Linked DNA regions of Homo sapiens: region 2 is linked to region 1. Evidence: chromatin loops called from intact Hi-C (ENCODE). Cell type or tissue: adrenal gland. All regions are shown on one strand. Links, peaks and the distances in the headings refer to the core of each region. The heading gives the core; the rest is flanking DNA. Region 1 overlaps MMP24-AS1-EDEM2 (MMP24-AS1-EDEM2 readthrough). Region 2 overlaps MYH7B (myosin heavy chain 7B).

Region 1 (10,473 bases), core at 1,111-9,110:
CTTCCAGGTCTCTGGCATGAACAACTGGGCAGATAGAGCACTGTTACTAAGCAGGGGAAGCCTAGAGGAGGAAGACATTATGAATGGAAAGAATATGAACTTGGCTTTGGCTTTTTGCAGTTCGGGAATCCCACGAGACATTAAGGTATAGATGTGGAATAAGCAATCAGATTCAGGAGTTTGGGAGCAAGGTCTATGCTAGAAATAGAAAGTTGGGAGTTGTTGGGATACAGATTATATTTGAAACTGTGGTCATGGATGACATTTCTTAGAAAATAATAGAAAGAGTAGAAGGCTTATAACTTCCCTGAGAAACTCCAGAATTTAAAAGGTCAACTGGAAGAGATGGAGCTAGCAAAAACTTAGGACAAGGGGCCAAGGAGGGGAAAATCAGGAATGTGCAATGATGCCAAAGTCAGGGGAAGTGTATTTCAAAAAGAAGACTGGTCAACCATGGTGGTAATTACAAAGAAATCAAGTGCAATGACTTTCTTGGTCTACGATGATTTTTTTGGTCTGCCTAGTGAAACAGATTCAGTTTCAGAGGACTAGAGGTGGAGAAGACTAGGCCACTACCTCTTAGAAAACCTCCTAAAGGCCACCATAGCCTATGGTCTTGAACCAGTGGTCTTCATAGTCTTTTGCTCACATACCACTTAAAATAATTTTGATAAATAATGTGAGCTGGGCACAGCGGCTCAAGCCTGTAATCCAAATGTTTTGGGAGGCTGAGTCTGGAGGATCACTGGACCCCAGGAGTTTGAGACCAACCTGGGCAACATAGAGAAACTCCATCTCTACAAAAATTAAAAAATTAGCCAGGTGTGGTGGTGTGTGTCTGTAGTCCTAGCTATTTGGGAGGCTGAGGTGGGAGAATTGCTTGAGCCCAGGAGTTCAAGGCTGCAGTGAGCTATAATCATGCCACTATACTTCTACCTGGGCAACAGAGCAAGACCCTATCTCTAAGAAAATAAATAAATAAAATTTTTAAAAAACATTAGGCCAAGTGCAGTGACTCATACCTGTAATATCAACACTTTGGGAGGCCAAGATGGGAGAACTGTTTGAGCTTAGGAATTGAGGACCAGCCTGGGCAATATAGTATGACCTCATCTCTATGAAAAATTTTTAAAAATTAGGTGGGTGTGGTGGCACACGCCTGTAGTCTCAGCTACTTGGGAGGCTGAGGCGGGAGGATCACTTGAACTCAGGAGATTGAGGCTGCAGTAAGCTACGGTTGCGCCACTGCACTCCAGCCTGGGCAACAGAGCGAGACCCTGTCTCAAAACAAACAAACAAAAATATAGACATATTTTTAAAAGATAATAGAAGGCTATTTTCTGAATCTTGTATTTTTAACTGTCCCCAGTTCTGAACTTTTTTTTAATTGCCCCGTGCAATGTATCATTCAGGGTGGGTCAGATATATGCCTTTCTTTCTTTTCTTTTTTCCATTTTTTTTTTTTTCTCTGAGATGGAGTCTCACTCTTGCCCAGGCTAGAGAGCAATGGTGTGATCTCGGCTCACTGCAACCTCCACCTCCAGGGTTCAAGCGATTCTCCTGCCTCAGCCTCCCCAGTAGCTGCGATTACTGGCACGTGCCACTGTGCCTGACTAATTTTTGTATTTTTAGTAGAGACAGGGTTTCACCATGTTGGCCAGGCTGGTCTTGAAGTCCTGACCTCAGGTGATCCACTCACCTCTGCCTCCCAAAGTGCTGGGATTACAGGCGTGAGCCACCATGCCTGGCCTTTCTTATGAAGACTAGCAGAACTACAATTATGAAGAAAAAGTCGGCTTGGAGCCTCAACCCCAGGAACTTTCTCAGGTGGAGTACATCTGGAAGTTGAGGATCTGGAAATGAATTTCCTTAAATATATCCATGCATGAGTACCGCTTACCAAGCCTTCATTTACTTTACGGCTATTGCATACCCCATTTGAAAACCAGTGTTGCAAAGGACTGGGGGCAATCTGAAACTACTGGGTTCCTGGAACCTGGCACTGATTGATGGGGCCAGTGGGCCCTAATGAGATTGCACCTCCATTTTAAAAGCGTGAAAGGTATAAGGAGATTCAGAGATAGGTGTAAATGGCTTGCGGGAGCCTCCAAAATTTTCAGGTCCAGGTACCTCCCACCCCTTCAAGGGACTGTCTGATACTATTCTATGGCTCCTGGAATGAAGAACCAGTCATCAGGACCTGCTGGCCTCTATTAAATTAAGAGTCCAGTCAGATTTAACAACCTGAAGATGAGGTGTAACTGTGAAGCAATATATGGCTGATTTTTTAACACACCCATCCAAATACATCCACTCCAGCTGATTCATTCTCTCAACTCCCATGTGCTAGGTAATGTATGAGGTGCCAGAGTTACCCAAAAAACAAACAAAGCACAATCCATAGGCCAAGTCCTGCAGAAACTCTAGGAGAGAAACTTTTAAAGAAATAATTATAAAAACACTGTGATCGGCTGGGCGTGGTGGCTCACGCCTGTAATATCAGCACTTTGGAAGGCTGAGGCAGGAGGATCACCCGAGATCAGGAGTTTGAGACCAGCCTGGCCAACATGGTGAAACACCATCTCTACTAAAAATATAAAAAAATTAGCTGGGTGTGGTGGCTCACAACTGTAATCCCAGCTACTTGGGAGACTGAGAGCAGGAGAATTGCTTGAACCTAGGAGGCAGAGGTTGTAGTGAGCCAAGATCATGCCACTGCACTCCAGCCTGGGTTACAAGAGTGAAACTCTGTCTCAAGAAAAAAAAAAACAAACACTGTGATAAAGAGTTAATAAAACTATGTGCAAGAGCTAGGGGAGTACTGAAGAAAGAGTGATTTGAGTAAGAACTTTGTAAGACTTTGAGTAAGAACTTTTTAAGACTTTGGGAAAACTTCCCAAAGGAGGTCACATTAGAGTTATTTATTGGCAGGCGTGTAGTACATCATAGAGAAAAAGAGATGGCAGTGGAAGGATGTTCCAGGCAGAGGATGCAGCATGTCACATGGGCAGCCAGTGTCCAAGTGACACTCAAGGGGCAAGACCTGCTTCATGGACTTGTGACCTCTGTAGTCACACAGGGCCCCCCTCTTAGAAGGGCCCTCACGCTTGTTTTAATGTTCTGCTGTCATCATTTTGAAATTCTTATTTTTTTTTTAACAAGGAGACTTGCATTTTCATTTTTGCACTGGGCCCTGCAAATTACGTAGCAGGTCCTGCAAGAGGGCAAGATGAAGGCAGGGAGACCTGCTGGGAAGTTATTACTGCGGTCCAAGTAAGAGATAATGAAGGGGCTAAATCAAGGTCTTGTCGTAACAGTAATACACAGCCACACCATTTTCAACTTCTTCCCAGTGTATTCCTCAGTTTAGATGTAGCAATTTCCCCAACTGGAAAGTACTTAGGTTGATTTTGGTGTTTTGTAATTACAAAGAATGAGGCAATTGAATAATTTGCTACAAATAATTTTGTGTTTGCACCTATGCAAGGATATCTATCTAGGATAAATTCTCAGAATTAGAATTGATGGGTCAAAGGTATGCTCATTTTCAAGGTTGATAGGCATTGCCAGTTGGTGACCTGAAGAGAGTAAACCAATTTGTATCTCTTCCAACAGTATGGAGGAGTATCTGTTTTATCATGCCCTCTTTAACACTCTGTAGTATCCAACCTTTTGGTATTTGCAGTCTGATAATGTTAAGAAAGCAGTGGCTGATTGTCTTAATTTGCCTTTCTTTAATTACAAACATGGTTGGTCATTTAAAAAATTATTATAGGAGTCTGTTCAGGCCAGGCACAGTGGCTCACGCCCATAATCCCAGCACTTTGGGAGGCCGAGGCAGATGGATCACTTGAGGCCAAGAGTTCCAGATCAGCCTGGCCAACACGGCAAAACCGCGTCTCTACAAAAAACACAAAAAAATTAGTCAGGTATGGTGGCATGTGCCTGTAGTCCCAGCTACTTGGGAGGCTGAGACATGAGAATCGCTTGAACCAAGGAAGCAGAGGTTGCAGTGAGTTAAGATCGTGCCACTGCACTCCATCCTGGGTAACGGAGCGAGACTGTCTCAAAAAAAAAAAAGAGTCCATTTATATTTCTGTTTGCATGAAGCCCATTTAGTCCTTCGCCATTATTGAATTGGGTCATAGGTCTTTTTCTTATTGGTTTATAACAGCTGTTTTACGTTAAAAAAATAATAATAAATATTTTACCTAGTTTATAGTTTGTTGCTTTATTTCTGCTTTTTTTTTGGCCATGCAGATGAAGGCCTGAATTTTTGAAACCTAAGTGAACTGTTACTGCTTTCACTGTATACCAGTATTTTGCAATATAAGCCCTCTTTTCAGGGAGTGGCCTTTAGAGACTATTACACTTATTTTTTTAGAAGCTCAGCTTGTTCATTTGGAGAACATACAATATTAAAGGGAAAAAATGCTCAGCTTGTACTTATTTTTTGAAGAGATAATATATCCACATGATTAAAAAGTCAAAAGATACAAAAAGGTATACAGTGAGAAAAATCTCCTTCCAGCCAGGCATGGTGGCTCCCACCTGTAATCCCAGCACTTTTGGGAGGCCAAGGCAGGCGGATCACATGAGGCCAGGAGTTCGAGACCAGCCTGCCCAACATGGTGAAACACTGTCTCTACTAAAAATATAAAAAATAGCTGGGCTTTGTGGTGTTTGCCTGTAGTTCTAGCTACTTCGGAGGCTGAGGCAAGAGAATTGCTCCAACCCAGGAGGCAGAGGTTTCGGTGAGCCGAGACTGTGCCACTGCACTCCAGCCTGGGTAACAGAGCGTGACTCCATCTCAAAAAAATAAAATAAAATAATTAAAAAAAATTAAAAAATAAAAATAAAAATTGCCTTCCCACCCTGTCCTCAAACCACTTAAGCTTCCCTCCAGGAAGTAAGCACTATTATCAGTTCCTTGGGTATCTGTCCCTATTTTATGTGTAAATGAGCAAGTGCATGCACACACATGTATTCTTTTTTCCGATTATTACACAAATAGTAGCCTACAATATCCAGGATTCTGCACCTTTGCCTTTTTTTTACCACTTAACATTACATTTTGGAAATAATGTCCTAATTATTCATAAATTCGTAAGTACTTCCTCATTTTAAAAAATGGCTGCATTGGGCCGGGCGCGGTGGCTCACGCCTGTAATCCCAGCACTTTGGGAGTCCAAGGCGGGTGGATCACAAGGTCAGGAGATCGAGACCATCCTGGCTATCACGGTGAAACCCTGCCTCTACTAAAAAAATACAAAAAAATTAGCTAGGCGTGGTGGTGGGCGCCTGTAATCCCAGCTACTCGGGAGGCTGAGGCAGGAGAATTGCTTGAACCCAGGAGGTGGAGGTTGCAGTGAGCCGAGATCGCGCCACTGCACTCCAGCCTGGGCGACAGAGCGAAACTCCATCTCAAAAAAAAAAAAAAAAAATTACAAAAGGCTGCATAGTGTCCCATTGTATGCATTGGTTTGAATATGCTTTTAAGGGAGAAACCTGAGTAAGAAATACTCTCAAGTCATTTGGGGCTGGACATTGAGACTGAGTCGGGGGATTGGACTGGGACCTTCTCTAGATCCTGAACAATCAGACCTTTTCCTTCCTCCAGGCCTTTACCTCCCATTTTCTTTTTCTTTTTTTTTTTTTTTTTGAGATGGAGTCTCACTCTGTAGCCCAGGCTGAAGTGCAGTGGCACCATCTCAGCTCACTGCAACCTCTGTCTCCTGGGTTCAAGAGATTCTCCTGCCTCGGCCTCCTGAGTAGCTGGGATTACAGGCACGCGCCACCAAGCCAGGCTAATTTTTTTGTGTTTTTAGTAGAAACGGGGTTTCACCCATGTTGGTCAGGCTGGTCTCAAACTCCTGACCTCAAGTGATCCACCCGCCTCAGCCTCCCAAAGGTGCTGGGATTACGGGCGTGAGCCACAGCGCCCGGCCTTTTACCCTCCATTTTCTGCCAATTAAAACTTCACACAGTCTTCCATTGCTTGTAACTTTTGAACACGTGTGTGGTAATGTTCTGTGTATATTGCATATAAAACTATTAGCTTTTAAAATATTACCAGTTTATATAGACTCATCTCAAATGCTACTTCCTTTTGGAAACCTTCCTTGATCTCCCTGATATCCCCAGCCAGAGTGACCTCACTCCCCTCTGAAATCCTATAGAATGGTGTAATGTTTTGTGGTTATTTGTCACGCCTTTTATGTGCACAAGTCTTATCTTTTTTTTTTTTTTAACCTGAAGACGGCCTCACTTGCCCCAGTACCTTCCACAGAGTGGCTTCTGAGTAATGTTTACAGAATTTTTGAGGTAATTAATGAATGAACAAAGGCACCAAGGGTTAAGGACATGAATTTAGTGTCAGACACTTGGGTTCTACTCCTGGTTTTGCTGTTTTTTAGGTGTGTCGTGGGGTAGGTCACTTCTCTCACCCTTTCCTTAGAATCCACTTCACAGGACAGTGGTGAGGATTAAGTGATTTGATGTAGGTAAATTGCTTTTCATTGACTGTTAGCTGCTGAAATAGGAATTCAGAGGAAGGAGGAGAGAGGTCAAGGAGACTTCCTAAGCTGGACTGTGCTCTCCAGCCACCCTCTCATTTATATTTCCTTTCAGATCTCTACTAAGAATGTCACTCTGGCCGGGCGCAGTGGCTCACTCCTGTAATCCCAGCACTTTGGGAGGCCGAGGCAGGAGGATCACTTGAGGTTGGGAGTTCGAGACCAGCATGACCAACATGGAAAAACCCCGTCTCTACTAAAAATACAAAATTAGCCAGGCGTGGTGGTGCATGTCTGTAATCCCAGCTACTCGGGAGGCTGAGGCAGGAGAATCACTTGAACCCGGGAGGCAGGGGTTGCGGTGAGCCGAGATCACACCATTGCACTCCAGCCTGGGCTACAAGAGCGAAACTCTGTCTCAAATAAATAAATAAATAAAACAAAATAAAAAATAAAGAATGTCACTCTTCCTTGTTCCTGCATTTTCTTTTTATGTCTTTATCTTTTGGGTAAATTTGCCTGGCTTCAGGGCGAAGGCCCTCCAGCACCAAGAGCTGCCTAGTACTGCAGATTCTTACGACCACTCAAATCTTTCTTTCCTTTATAAGAAACAAGCAACTCTACCCTATGGTTGAGCCAATGTGTCAGTTTCTTCCTATCCAAATGGATGGCATCCTGACATCTGCAGTGAGAGGCCAATGCAATTTGGTGGGGGTAGGGGCAAGGGTGGGGGAGTTTTGCAGAGCATAAAGAGCACAGTATCTTGGATCTTCAGCAGCTTGAGTTCAGTTCTTAACTTTTCTTGCCTCATTACAACAGTGTCACAACCCATTTTCCTCATACATTGAGAACTGCTGCAGTCAGGCACGGTGACTGTTACATGGCTGTTATATTGGCCATGGATGGCCAACATAGTGAGACCTCCATTTTAAAAAAAAAATTAAAATTAGTCAGGCATGATGACACGTACCCGTAGTCATAGCTACTCAGGAGACTGAGGTGGGAGGATCGCTCGAGCCCAGGAGTTTGAGGTTGCAGTGAGCTATGATCATGCCAGTGCACTCCAGCCTGGGTGACAGAGTGAGATCCTGTCTCTAAAAAAATAAAAATAATTAGAAAGAATATGATTGGAAAAAAATAAAAATACAAGTAAAAATAAAAAAGAACTCTTGTGAGGAAAGCATCTAACAATGCTAGACAAAAAGTAAGTAACCAACAAATGCAAGTTCTCCCTTTAAGCTCTTCTCCACACTGGTACCAGATTTGTACTGCTAAAAGTCCTGTTCTTTCCTCTTATTATGGAGGAATTATCCTAGCTCATAGCCAACCTCCTCACTCATATACATGCTTACTCAAGGGCATGGCTTCAGCAGTTCTCCTCTCTCTCCTGCATCATCAATTTTTCCCTCTCTCCTGGATCAGTCTCAATCAACATACAAATGTTATGTTTCCCATCTTAAAAACAAACAAAAAGTCTGTTTTGACTCCACTACCAACTACAGCTGCCACATTTTCTCCTTCTTCTTTGTAGTAAAACTTCTTGAAAAAGCTATAACCTGTATACTCAACATTTTCAATTCCTCTTGAACCTACTCCAATCAGATTTTTGTCCCATACACTCCACCAAAACATCTCAAGATCACCAACAACCTCCACATTGGTAAATCTAATTACCTTCTATTCATCTTCATATTATTTGATCTGTGTGACACAGTTGATTACTCTCTCTTTCTTAAAACATTTTATTCACTTGGCTTCCGGGAGTTCTCACTTTCCTGGTTTTCTTCTTTTTGGCTCTTCCTTCTCAGTGTCTTTGGCTGATTCCTCTTCATTTTCCCAACCTCTAAGTATTAGAGTTGCCCCAGGATCCAGTCATTGGAACTCTTTGCTTTTCTGTCTACACTCATTTCCTAAGTAATTTCTTCAGTCCCTTGGGTTTTACATATTATATTGATTCTGAAAACCTCCAAATTCCCACTTCACTCTCAACCTTCTTCCTGAACTCAGGTCCAAATATCAAAATAGCCTACTTACCACATCCACTTGGGTGAGCTCTTCATATTTCTACTCAAACCTGTCCCTCCTGCAGTCTTCTTTGTGTCAAATAATGGCAACTCCATTCTTCTAGTTGCTCAGGTCAAAAAGTTTGGTAATTGGTGAACACGCCGTCCACGTGCGCCTTGCTGTCTCTCCATTATCGCTTGAGATCTCCAGCCTTACCGCGGCTTGAAATGGACCCCAACTGCTCCTGCACCACTGGTGGCTCCTGCACGTGCGCCGGCTCCTGCAAGTGCAAAGAGTGCAAATGCACCTCCTGCAAGAAGAGCTGCTGCTCCTGCTGCCCCATGGGCTGTGCCAAGTGTGCCCAGGGCTGTGTCTGCAAAGGGGCGTGCAGCTGCTGTGTCTGATGTGGGGACAGCTCTTCTCCCAGATGTTAATAGAACAACCTGCACAACCTGGTTTTTTTTCCTTAATACAACCCTGAGCCATTTGCTGCATTTCTTTTCATATTAAATATGTGAATGACAATAAAACAATTTTGACTTGAAAAAAAAGTTTGGTAATTGGTAATGTGACTCTCCGCTTTGTCTCATACCTCCTATCCAATCCATTAACAAATTCTGCCAACTCTACTTTCAAAATCTATGATTCCAAAAAAATCCAAAAAAAGTGTAAAGGGAAAAAATACAAAATACAAAAAACAAAAAATTAAAAATCAAAGTCTATGAGAATCCAACTACATCTCTGTATCTCTACTTGGACCCAGGTCTGAGCCGCCATCATCTTGTACTTGGATTATTGTAATAGCCTCCTAACTGGCCTTTCTGATATGGTCTTAAAACCTTTTCTCAGCCCAGCAACCAAAGTAATTCTGTTAAAACATAAGCCAGAAGATGTCTCTTCCACTCTCAGAACCTCTCATCAGTTTTTGTTAAGAGACAGGGTCTCACTCTTGCTCAGGCTGGAGTGCAATGCAATGATGATCACATAGTTTACGACATTCTCAAAGTCCCATGCTCAAGCAATCCTCTCACCTCAGCCTCCCAAGTAGCCAGGACTACAGGTGTACCCCACCATTCCTGGGTAATTTTTTTTTGTTTTTGGTAGAGATGGTGTCTTGAACTCCTGGCCTCAAGTGATGAGTGAGAGTATCAGGAGATGACAGATGATGATCAGGTGAGAGGATCAAGAGACTGTCCTACCTCAGTCTCCCAAAGTGCTGGGATTACAGGCATGAGCCACCATGCCCAGCCCCATCAGTTTTTTATCTCATGTAGACCACCCTTCCCTCCATAACCTTCATCTCCTGATACTCTCACTCTCTTCCACTCTAACCACAGTGATTCTTACCCTTTTCCTCAAACCTACCAGGCACGTTCTTGCCTCAAAACTTTTGCATTTGCTGTTCCGTCTGCCTGGATTCATTTCTTTCAGATATCTACATGGTTCACTCCCTTGTTCCTCCAGATCTTTACAAAAAACTCACTTTTTTACTGAGGCCTTCCCTGGCCACTCCATCCAAAAATTTTTTTTTTTTCTCTCTCTCTCTCTCTCTCACACACACACACACACCATTCAGATTTCAAGTCCTAAATCCTGCTTTTCTCAACAGAAAAAAAATGCTATTTAACTACATATATATATTTAAATCATTTTGTTCGTTGTCTATCACCCCAGTTTTTTTGTTTGTTTGTTTTTGTTTTGTTTTGTTTTGTTTTTTCTTTTGAGACAGAGTCTCACTCTGTCACCCAGGCTGGAATGTAGTGGTGCGATCTCAGCTCACTGCAACCTCCACTTCCCGGGTTCAAGTGATTCTCGTGCCTCAGCCTCCTGAGTACCTGGGATGACAGATGTGCACCACCATGCCCAGCTAATTTTTGTGTTTTTTAGTAGAGATGGGGTTTCACCATGTTAGCCAGGCTGGTCTTGAACTCCCAACTTCAGGTGATCTGCCCAC
Region 2 (10,473 bases), core at 2,474-10,473, 220 kb before region 1:
TTCTTGGTGCTACACCAGCTGCGCTGCAATGGGGTCCTGGAGGGGATCCGGATCTGCCGCCAAGGGTTCCCCAACAGGTTGCTCTACACCGACTTCCGGCAGCGGTGGGTGACCCCTTCCCCCTGCCTGCTGCTCCAGGTGGAGGCCTGAGGGGCTGGGCAGGACACACATATCAGAGCCCAACAGACGGTCCCCTGTCTGGAGGGGGAAGCAGGGACTGTGAGGGGCCTGGCCAGGTATCCCAGCAAGACATGGGGGTGGCTCAGACCTGGCCGGGGACTTGGGGAGAAGTGAATAGGCTTGGGGCAAATAGTGGAGGTGGAGCCTACAGGCCTCGCTGATAAGCTGGACATGGAATTCTGGATGCAGAAAAGACGAATGATTTCTAGTTTTGGGAGTGAGCAACCTGGGAGCTACCAGTGGTAGATTTACTGAGCTACAAAAACAGGGTTTTTTGATTTGGAGGAGAGGTGAAGGGATACTGGTTTGAGCTCTGTTTTGCGTGTATCAGGTTTGAAATGCCTCCAGCAGACATCCTAGAAAAGTCATGGGGGAGATTGGGATTATCAATCTGGAGCTCAGGGCAGCGGGCAGAAAGGATGCAGATTTGGGAGTTGAACGAGAATCATGTGGACGAGGCTTCATGAGACACCTGGCACATAGCAAGCACCTGGGCAGTGCTGCCAGCTCCTCCCCGTTCCCTCAATGGGCAACAAGCATCCATCGTTCCTTCTCCCTCCAGAAGTCATGGTGTCATCCACACTATCCTTTGTAAACAGAGGTTCACACAGATACCATACACGCACACACACGCATGGTGCTGTGACCTTGTTTTTTCTAACAGTCTGGCCTGGAGATCGTTCCTTATCCCCAGGCGTATGCCTGCCATCGTCATCCGTTTTTCTTGGCTGTGAAACATCTCACAGTCTGGTGGACTGCATGCTTTGTTTAATGAGTCCCCCTCATGAGGGGCCTTCACAGCGTGGCTGTAGCCCACCTGACCCACACAGCCCTGTGCATGTGTCCACTTAGAAGTGGGCAGGCTGGGAGCCCTGGCTCTTTTGCATTAGAATTTCCCCCCAAATGGGCTGGGCGCGGTGGCTAACGCCTGTAATCCCAGCACTTTGGGAGGCCGAGGCAGGCGGATCACGAGGTCAGGAGATCGAGACCATCCTGGCTAACACGGTGAAACCCCATCTCTACTAAAAATATAAAAAAATTAGCCGGGCGTGGTGGCGGGAGCCTGTAGTCCCAGCTACTCGGGAGGCTGAGGCAGGAGAATGGCCTGAACCCGGGAGGCAGAGCTTGCAGTGAGCAGAGATCGTGCCACTGCACTCCAGCCTGGGCGACAGAGCGAGACTCCGTCTCAAAAAAAAAAAAAAAAAAGAATTTTCCCCCAAATGTTTCTTCAGTGATAGGGTACAGCATGTCACCTTCTACTAATATTTTTTGCCTTTAAAAAAATTTTAAAAATAGTGCATGCCTTCTGTAAAAAGCCTCTTTAAAAACTTAATGAATGCATTTAAAATCCCCCCAAGGTTGTGTTTTTTTTTTTTTTTTTGAGACGGAGTCTTGCTCTGTCACCCAGGCTGGAGTGCAGTGGCAGGATCTTGGCTCACTGCAACCTCTGCCTTCTGAGGTTCAAGCGATTCTGCAATTCTTCTGCCTCAGCCTCCCGAGTAGCTGGGATTACAGGCGCCCGCCACCATGCCCCACTAATTTTTGTGTTTTTAGTAGAGATAGGGTTTCACCATGTTGCCCACGCTGGTCTTGAACTCCTGGGCTCAAGCAATCCACCCGCCTTGGCTTCCCAAAGTGTTGTGATTATGGGCGTGAGCCACCGCACCCAGCCAACCCCCCAGGGATTTTAAGTGGAGTGTCCCTAGTGTCCCAGTGTGGTGACGCATCCCTGGCCCCCTTGTTTGGCATGTGCCCTGCTGGAACCTCTGCACCAGCCTCGGAGAGGCCCAGGAACGAGTCCCCTGCTACCCACACGAGCCTCCTCAGTCCCTGACTTCCCCATTCTCAGTGGCCTGTGCCCCATACCCAGCCCTCTCCTGACCAGCTCTGCCCTCCTTTCCCAGGTACCGTATCCTGAACCCCAGTGCCATCCCGGATGACACCTTCATGGACAGCAGGAAGGCCACAGAGAAACTGCTGGGCTCGCTGGACTTGGATCACACCCAGTACCAGTTTGGCCACACCAAGGTCGGGGCACTGTGGGATCAGGGCTGGCCATGGCTGTGGCGGTCACACTGGGCAGGGTTCATGCGGATGGTTGGGGGTTACCCTGGCTGTCTACCTCTCCGCCCCCAGGTGTTCTTCAAGGCTGGGCTTCTAGGCGTCCTGGAAGAGCTCCGTGACCAGCGCCTGGCCAAGGTGCTGACGCTGCTGCAGGCGCGGAGCCGTGGCCGCCTCATGCGCCTTGAGTACCAGCGCCTGCTGGGAGGCAGGTGGGTGTGGGAAGGAGGCTGGGGACAGGGTGTGTCCCCTGCCTCTCAGCTCCCAGACCCACTGGCTCTCCCAACCCTAACATGCTGCCCTGTAGTCAGATCAGCCCCTGTGGCTGGTTGGGGCAAGGTTCTGTTCTGTGTCCCCCAGCCTCCATTTCCCCACCTCAAAAAACGGGGTACGGCACTTGCCTCTCCATTTCAGGACATCAGCGTGTGGCCCGGAGGGGTAGCGATGGCACCCAGTGTCTTCCAAGACTCTTGCGGGCCGGGCCCCAGGCAAGATACTTTCTCTGCATTATCCTGGTTAAAGCGCTGACGGTCCTGAGAAACAGGCGCTGTGATGGCCTCCACTCAGCAGAAGGGTGCCCGTGTCAGAGATCCAGAGCTAGCTGGCACGTCAGCCCAGGCCGCTGACTCCAGAGCCCCGTGGCTTAACAGCCCTGGTGTCTTCCGGGAATTGCAGAGGCCACCAGGACATGGGGGGCTCATGAGCCCCTTCACTGGAGGCAGGCCTGTGGGACTGTGGGCCTCCCCTCACCCTCACCTATAAAGCAGAGCTATTAGGAGCTACTCCATGAGGCTGCTGGGAAGGCAAAACAAGTGAACTGTGCTGAGTGTCACCATTTGTGACGGGCAGCACTGAGCCACCTTCACAGCTTGGCTGCCCCTCCCTAGGGATGCGCTGTTCACCATCCAGTGGAACATCCGTGCCTTCAATGCCGTCAAGAACTGGTCATGGATGAAGCTCTTTTTCAAGATGAAGCCGCTGCTGCGCTCGGCGCAGGCTGAGGAGGAGCTGGCGGCCCTGCGGGCAGAGCTGCGGGGGTTGCGAGGGGCGCTGGCTGCGGCCGAGGCCAAGCGCCAGGAACTGGAGGAGACGCACGTCAGCATCACCCAGGAGAAGAATGACCTGGCCCTGCAGCTGCAGGCTGTGAGTCAGGGTTCCCCTTGTGACCGGGCGTCCCCAGCCCCGAGTACCCCTGGCTGCTCTGAGGGATAGTACAGCGAGACCCATGGGGCTCAGGCCTTATGTCTCTCTGTTCCAAAGATGCCATGAGATGAGGCCTCCATGTCCCAGCCTCACCACCCCAAGGCCTCGTCTGGCACGTTTCCTGGCACTCTCCCCTCGTGCCACCTTGGCCTCCCGCTAAAGCAGAGGAACCCCAGCTCCCCAGCTCTCCCCTCCCTGCAATCCCTGAAACCAAACAGACCCATGCTCTCTTCTCTGGTTAAGGGCCATGGGAACCCAGGTGGCAGGTAACAGGGTGATAGCCAGAGAGCACAGATCAAAGGTCTGGAATCTCCCCAGGTCCACAGAGCAAGCTTTCCTGCCTTCGGCACATGGCTTTGTGTATCAATTGTGTGCCAGGCTCAGGCTAGTGCAGGAGGAACGTTGGTGGGAAGACAGAGATGGCCCTGTGGTCACAAAACTCACCTGCTAGTGCAGGAGACTGTGACGCAGCTGGACAGTAAGGAAATGGGGGGTAAGGATACCTGAGCCCTTCCAGGGACTGCCTCCAGGAGCCCGTCCGTGGCTGTGCAGAGGCTGCTGCTGCTCACCCTGCCCCTCGGAAGGCCTCAGCCCAACAGCGGGGCAGTGAGCAGCGGGCTTCCCTCTCAGAACCCTTGTTTGGGCCTCACTCTGGGCCGCCCCGCACTTCTAACTTTCCCCTCTTAATGCTCTGGTGTGTCCCTCTGCGCTATTGCCCTTCCATGCCCAAGAGCGAGTCAAGACATTCCTGAGTTCTCAGAGCACAGCCAAACTTTGCTACAGAGGCAGTTTCCTCTCCAGGGCCTGGCCTGGTGTCTCTCTGCTGGTTTACCTGGCCCTCCCCCAACCTGGCCCCGTTCCGTGTGCCCTCCAGGAGCAGGACAACCTGGCAGATGCCGAGGAGCGCTGCCACTTGCTGATCAAGTCCAAGGTGCAGCTGGAGGGGAAGGTGAAGGAGCTGAGTGAGCGGCTGGAGGATGAGGAGGAGGTGAACGCTGACCTGGCCGCCCGCCGGCGCAAGCTGGAGGACGAGTGCACGGAGCTCAAGAAGGACATTGATGACCTGGAGCTGACACTGGCCAAAGCTGAGAAGGAGAAGCAAGCCACTGAGAACAAGGTGTGGGCCGGGCCAGCTGTGGGGAAGGGCCCTGAGCCAGGGGCCAGCTTTGGGGCCAGGTGGCTGCAGGTCCCACCCCGGCTCTGCTAAGCCTCTGCTTTCTGGCCCTGGGCATGTCACTGCCTTTCCTGGGCCTCAGTTTCTTTATCTGTCAAGTGGGGTTAGCAGCACTTACCCCATTAGGGTAGGTGGTGATGTGTGTAATTGGCCTTTACTGAGCACACGCTCCTAGGCCTTGCACACGGTAGGTGTTTAGCACATGCTGGCAATCCTCATCCATCCCGGAGTGCAAGCCCCTTGAGGGCAGGAACTCCATGTCCCCAGCTCGGCATCCCGCAGGTGACTTCTGCCCTTGAGCCCTCGTGATGGCCCCTGTGGTTCCCAGTGCTGGAGGAGGGACTCCATTACACAGGAGGGAAAGTGAGGCAGGGGTAGGCAGCTTAGGTTCTCACAGGTGCTCACTGAGGAAGCCGGGACTAGGAGGCAGCTGCCCTGAGCACATGCTAATACTGCACATGGCTGGCATCTGTGGATTTCTCACCAGGCCAGGTGTGGTGCTGAGCACTGCGGGTGCATCCACTCGTGAATCCTCATTACAACCCCATGAGGAGGGTCCTTCCCTCAGGCAGAAGCGGTGGAGGCTCGGAGTCAAGTGACTTGCCTGAGTCCCATAGCTGGAAGGGGCACTTGCTCTGACCTGGTGTGGTGTGGTGGCCGCTCAGAGTGCGGGGAAGGGCGTCCCCATTCTGGCCCTGGCCCTGGCACAGGTGAAGAACCTGACGGAAGAGATGGCTGCGCTGGACGAGTCAGTGGCCCGGCTGACCAAGGAGAAGAAGGCGTTGCAGGAGGCCCACCAACAGGCCCTGGGTGACCTGCAGGCCGAGGAGGACCGTGTGAGCGCGCTGACCAAGGCCAAGCTCCGGCTGGAGCAACAGGTGGAGGACGTGAGTCAGGGCCACCCCGAGACTGGGTGGCGGGGCCGGGGTGCCGGCTGGCTTGGGCCATGGCTGACCCCTGCTGTGCCTGCTCTGCAGCTGGAATGCTCCCTGGAGCAGGAGAAGAAGCTGCGCATGGACACGGAGCGGGCCAAGCGCAAGCTGGAGGGTGACCTGAAGCTGACGCAGGAGTCGGTGGCTGATGCTGCTCAAGACAAGCAGCAGCTGGAGGAGAAGCTCAAGAAGTAGGTGTGGTGGGGCAGCAGGTGGGGGCCTTCTGAGCCTGCACCTGGCCCTTGTTCCCTTCTGGATTCTTGTGGTTCCTGCGGCATTGCAGAGGTTAAGGGTGGGGGTTGACAGATGGGGCACTGGGGTGCAGGGGTAGTGTCTTGCCCTCCCTGTACTGAGGGCCCTAGCCAGGGTCCAGGGCTGAGGCCTCAGGGCCCAGTGCAGCAGGTGCATGGGGTGAGGTCCCTCAGGGCCTGAAGGGGACTGGGGGGCGTTATGGGGTCCCAGGCGGGTGGGTGGGAGTTAAGGCCTGTGCTGGCCACCCACTCTGTGGCTCCCAGGAAGGACTCCGAGCTGAGCCAGCTGAGCCTGCGGGTGGAAGACGAGCAGCTCTTGGGGGCCCAGATGCAGAAGAAGATCAAGGAGCTGCAGGTGCGTGGGGATCGGGTGGGTGAGGCCTGGGGTCAGAGGCCCACAGAGGTGACAGCTGCCCCACGTGCCCACCCCAGGCTCGGGCGGAGGAGCTGGAAGAGGAGCTGGAGGCAGAGCGGGCAGCCCGGGCCCGCGTGGAGAAGCAGCGTGCAGAGGCGGCGCGGGAGCTGGAGGAGCTGAGCGAGCGGCTGGAGGAGGCAGGCGGCGCATCCGCGGGGCAGCGCGAGGGCTGCCGCAAGCGGGAGGCGGAGCTGGGGAGGCTGCGGCGGGAGCTGGAGGAGGCGGCGCTGCGGCACGAGGCCACAGTGGCGGCACTGCGGCGCAAGCAGGCGGAGGGCGCGGCGGAGCTGGGGGAGCAGGTGGACAGCCTGCAGCGGGTGCGGCAGAAGCTGGAGAAGGAGAAGAGTGAGCTGCGCATGGAGGTGGACGACCTGGCTGCCAACGTGGAGACTCTGACCCGCGCCAAGGTGTCCGTGCCTTCCTCACCCCATACCCACCCTGACTTTAAACCAATCCCGATCCCAGCAGCCAATACTGTTCCCACACCAGCCTCCACCCAGTACCTTATCCTGAGCCCTGACCTCTTCACCTGGTACACAACCCTCATTTCTCAGCCTCCTACCAGTCCTGACCTTAAGCCGTGACTCCCAAGCCCTGTTCCCTGACTCCAGGTCATTTCTGATCCAGCATCTACTTCCAGCCTCAGACCCTTGAACCAGCAGTAGTTGTGACCCTAGCCCTTGACTCCTGAACTCTGACTTAATACCTGTCCTCTCTTCCTGTCCTGAACCCCAGCACCCTAGCCTTAACCCCTGACCTTTCTACCACATAATCCTGACAGCTGACCTCTGACCATTGTCCCCAGGTGACTCCGCAGCTACCATCCCAACTCTCACCCTGACCCACTGCCCTGGGACTGGCCCAGCCCTGTCAGTTCTGACACCTGTTAAGCCCAGCAGTAGAATCTCTTTCCCTGACTTTGAACTTGGGGCTCTGCTCTCCCTTTGATTCCTGGGCCCACATCTAGCTTACCAGTCTCTGATCCCAGATCCTGCCATCTGATGCACAAACTTGTTCTGACATCTAACTCCTGACCCCTGACTCCCAACCTGGGATCCTAGGCCAGTGCAGAGAAGCTGTGCCGGACCTATGAGGATCAGCTAAGCGAGGCCAAGATCAAGGTGGAGGAGCTGCAGCGGCAGCTGGCGGACGCAAGCACGCAGCGTGGGCGACTACAGACGGAAAGCGGTGAGGCTGGGGCTCAGCTGGCCACACCAGGCAGGGCTTTGGTGCAGCCCTCACCAGCCTGACCTGTCCGCTCGCCTCTTTGCCTGCAGGGGAGCTGAGTCGCCTGCTAGAGGAGAAGGAGTGTCTGATCAGTCAGCTGAGCCGTGGAAAGGCCCTGGCCGCCCAAAGCCTGGAAGAGTTGCGGCGCCAGCTAGAGGAGGAAAGCAAGGTGGGCTGGCACCGGTGACCATGGAGTGGGCAGGTGGGCACCAGAGCCACTGGGCTGCACTAACGCTGAGGTCACTGGTGTCCCTGCAGGCCAAGAGTGCCCTGGCCCACGCCGTGCAGGCTCTGCGGCACGACTGTGACCTCCTGCGGGAGCAACACGAGGAGGAGGCTGAGGCCCAGGCTGAGCTGCAGCGGCTGCTGTCCAAGGCCAATGCCGAGGTGGCCCAGTGGAGGAGCAAGTACGAAGCAGATGCCATCCAGAGGACCGAGGAGCTGGAGGAGGCCAAGTGAGTGCTTTGCTGGCCAGGCCACTGCCATGCAGAGCTTTATGCCTGTGCCTGAGCCCCGCTGAGGGTGGGTGAAGGGAGCTGCTGGGGCTGTTCTCCCTCCTTCCATGGTCCACACCTTGTCTGGTTCCATGGCCTAGAAAAAAGCTGGCACTGCGGCTGCAGGAGGCAGAGGAGGGCGTGGAGGCTGCCAACGCCAAGTGCTCATCGTTGGAGAAGGCCAAGCTGCGGCTACAGACAGAGTCAGAGGATGTAACCCTGGAGCTGGAGCGGGCGACCTCAGCAGCTGCTGCGCTGGACAAGAAGCAGCGGCACTTGGAACGGGCACTGGAGGAACGGCGGCGGCAGGAGGAGGAGATGCAGCGGGAGCTGGAGGCGGCACAGAGGGAGTCCCGTGGCCTGGGCACCGAGCTCTTCCGGCTGCGGCACGGCCACGAGGAGGCACTTGAAGCCCTGGAGACGCTCAAGCGGGAGAACAAGAACCTGCAGGGTAGGACCTGCCACACGCCAGGGCCAGGGTGCTGCCCTGGGGTCGGAGCAACTTTGAGTTATGGGGGTGCCCTGGTGGGGCCACCCTGGAATCAGGGGTGAGTGGAGTGACCTGGGTGGGAGTACAAGCCATGGGGGTGGCCTCTCAGCACCCTGTCCACTGCAGAGGAGATCAGCGACCTCACAGACCAGGTGAGTCTCAGTGGGAAGAGCATCCAGGAACTGGAGAAAACCAAGAAGGCGCTGGAAGGCGAGAAGAGTGAGATCCAGGCTGCACTGGAGGAGGCAGAGGTCAGGGGCTGGCTGCAGGGGTGGGTGGACACTGACCTGCTGCTCCACTGGCCATCCCCCCCCCCCACCCTACCCTGCCTGCTCTGTATCCACAGGGGGCCCTGGAGCTGGAGGAGACCAAGACGCTGCGGATCCAGCTGGAGCTCTCCCAGGTCAAAGCAGAAGTGGACCGGAAGCTGGCAGAGAAAGACGAGGAGTGCGCTAACCTGAGGTGTGTCCATCCTTCTCCCGTCCCCACCTCCCGAGAGCAGAAGGGGAGGGAAGCAGTGTGTACTCTGCTCTCTAGTCTGTCCCTCCCATGGGACTTTGAGGTCCGGGTTGCTGTCTCCATTCTAGCTGTGAACCTCGGAGATGCTAAAGGACTTGCCCAAAGTCACACAGTGGGGGTGGAGCCAGTCAGTCCACCTCTGTCTGCCTGGGCCTCACTCTTGTCCATGAACTTGCTCTGATGGGCCACAGGCAGTCACAAGAGACTTTAAATCGGGGAGGGGTGACTCATTTGTTCTCAAAATGGGTTCGTTTCCAACGGTCCTTGGGCATTTGTAAGGACAGGTATGCCCTTACGAGACCCCCTTTCATGCCACCCTCCTCCCATAGGCGCAACCACCAGCGAGCTGTGGAGTCCCTGCAGGCCTCCCTGGATGCAGAGACACGGGCCCGCAATGAGGCGCTGCGGCTCAAGAAGAAGATGGAGGGTGACCTCAACGACCTGGAGCTGCAGCTGGGCCATGCCACCCGTCAGGCCACAGAGGCCCAGGCTGCCACGCGGCTGATGCAGGCACAGCTCAAGGAGGAGCAGGCAGGGCGGGACGAGGAGCAGCGGCTGGCAGCTGAGCTCCACGAGCAGGCGCAGGCTCTGGAGCGCCGGGCCTCGCTGCTGGCTGCGGAGCTGGAGGAGCTGCGGGCTGCCCTGGAGCAGGGCGAGCGCAGCCGGCGACTGGCAGAGCAGGAGCTTTTGGAGGCCACCGAGCGCCTCAACCTTCTGCATTCGCAGGTGGGGACAGGAGTCCCTGGGGACAGAGCAGGTGCAGGCCTGCTGGCTGGCTGGCTCTGAGACTCCTCTTCCCCTCAGAACACAGGCCTCCTAAACCAGAAGAAGAAGCTGGAGGCGGACTTGGCCCAGCTGAGCGGGGAGGTGGAGGAGGCTGCACAGGAGAGGCGGGAGGCTGAGGAGAAGGCCAAAAAGGCCATCACTGATGTGAGGCTGGGCAAGGGCTGTGGGGAGCCTGGGACAGAATTGCAGAGGGACTTCCCTGAGGCTGGGCACCTGACCAGCTCCTCCTCCCCAACAGGCGGCCATGATGGCCGAGGAGCTGAAGAAGGAGCAGGACACAAGTGCACACCTGGAACGGATGAAGAAGACGCTGGAGCAGACGGTGCGCGAGCTCCAGGCCCGCCTTGAGGAGGCAGAACAGGCCGCCCTCCGTGGCGGGAAGAAGCAGGTGCAGAAGCTGGAGGCCAAGGTGTGTGCAGCCCCTCTAGTCCTTGGCGCAGGCAGGGTGGGTGACCCAGGGGTGGGCTTGGCATCAGGCTGTCCCCCTGCCTGCAGGTACGGGAGCTGGAGGCTGAGCTTGATGCAGAGCAGAAGAAGCACGCCGAGGCCCTTAAGGGCGTGCGCAAGCATGAGCGCCGTGTCAAGGAGCTCGCATACCAGGTGGGCGACAGGGTCTCCCTGGGGAGTGGCCCTGGAGCTGGCCCAGCCCAAGCAAGCCCTGAGTCCCCCTTGCCCGCCCAGGCCGAGGAGGACAGGAAGAACCTGGCTCGCATGCAGGACCTGGTGGACAAGCTGCAGAGC

Evidence for each region. A loop is a pair of places that touch in the nucleus more often than their neighbours do. Peaks named below come from ENCODE experiments on the same cell type or tissue, not always from the same donor. Only the 100,000 strongest peaks of a DNase experiment are listed, where the experiment ranks them.
Region 2: it touches region 1 in a loop (1.8-fold over the local background); 3 of 110 quality-filtered maps call a loop at or near these places.

The regions. Positions count from the first base shown.
Region 1 is chr20:35,209,263-35,219,735 of GRCh38, forward strand. MMP24-AS1-EDEM2 (MMP24-AS1-EDEM2 readthrough) reads right to left here. Exons shown (of 15, transcript NM_001355008.2): 4 at 8,550-8,799. It also overlaps a transcript of PROCR not described here and the pseudogene MT1P3. Among named protein-coding and RNA genes, the nearest start is that of MMP24, 12 kb to the right of the region's middle. RefSeq lists an enhancer at 6,798-7,297. In adrenal gland, for the core only: no CTCF peak of the experiment used is centred there; no DNase peak of the experiment used is centred there.
Region 2 is chr20:34,991,018-35,001,490 of GRCh38, forward strand. It overlaps MYH7B (myosin heavy chain 7B), which reads left to right. Exons shown (of 45, transcript NM_020884.7): 24 at 1-104; 25 at 2,085-2,208; 26 at 2,317-2,453; 27 at 3,129-3,384; 28 at 4,319-4,561; 29 at 5,329-5,505; 30 at 5,596-5,741; 31 at 6,066-6,156; 32 at 6,234-6,623; 33 at 7,278-7,404; 34 at 7,494-7,612; 35 at 7,702-7,898; 36 at 8,039-8,388; 37 at 8,554-8,678; 6 more. Among named protein-coding and RNA genes, the nearest start is that of MIR499B, 5.8 kb to the left of the region's middle. RefSeq lists an enhancer at 7,745-8,244. In adrenal gland, for the core only: no CTCF peak of the experiment used is centred there; a DNase peak (open chromatin) is centred at 6,426; H3K27ac peaks cover 928 bases.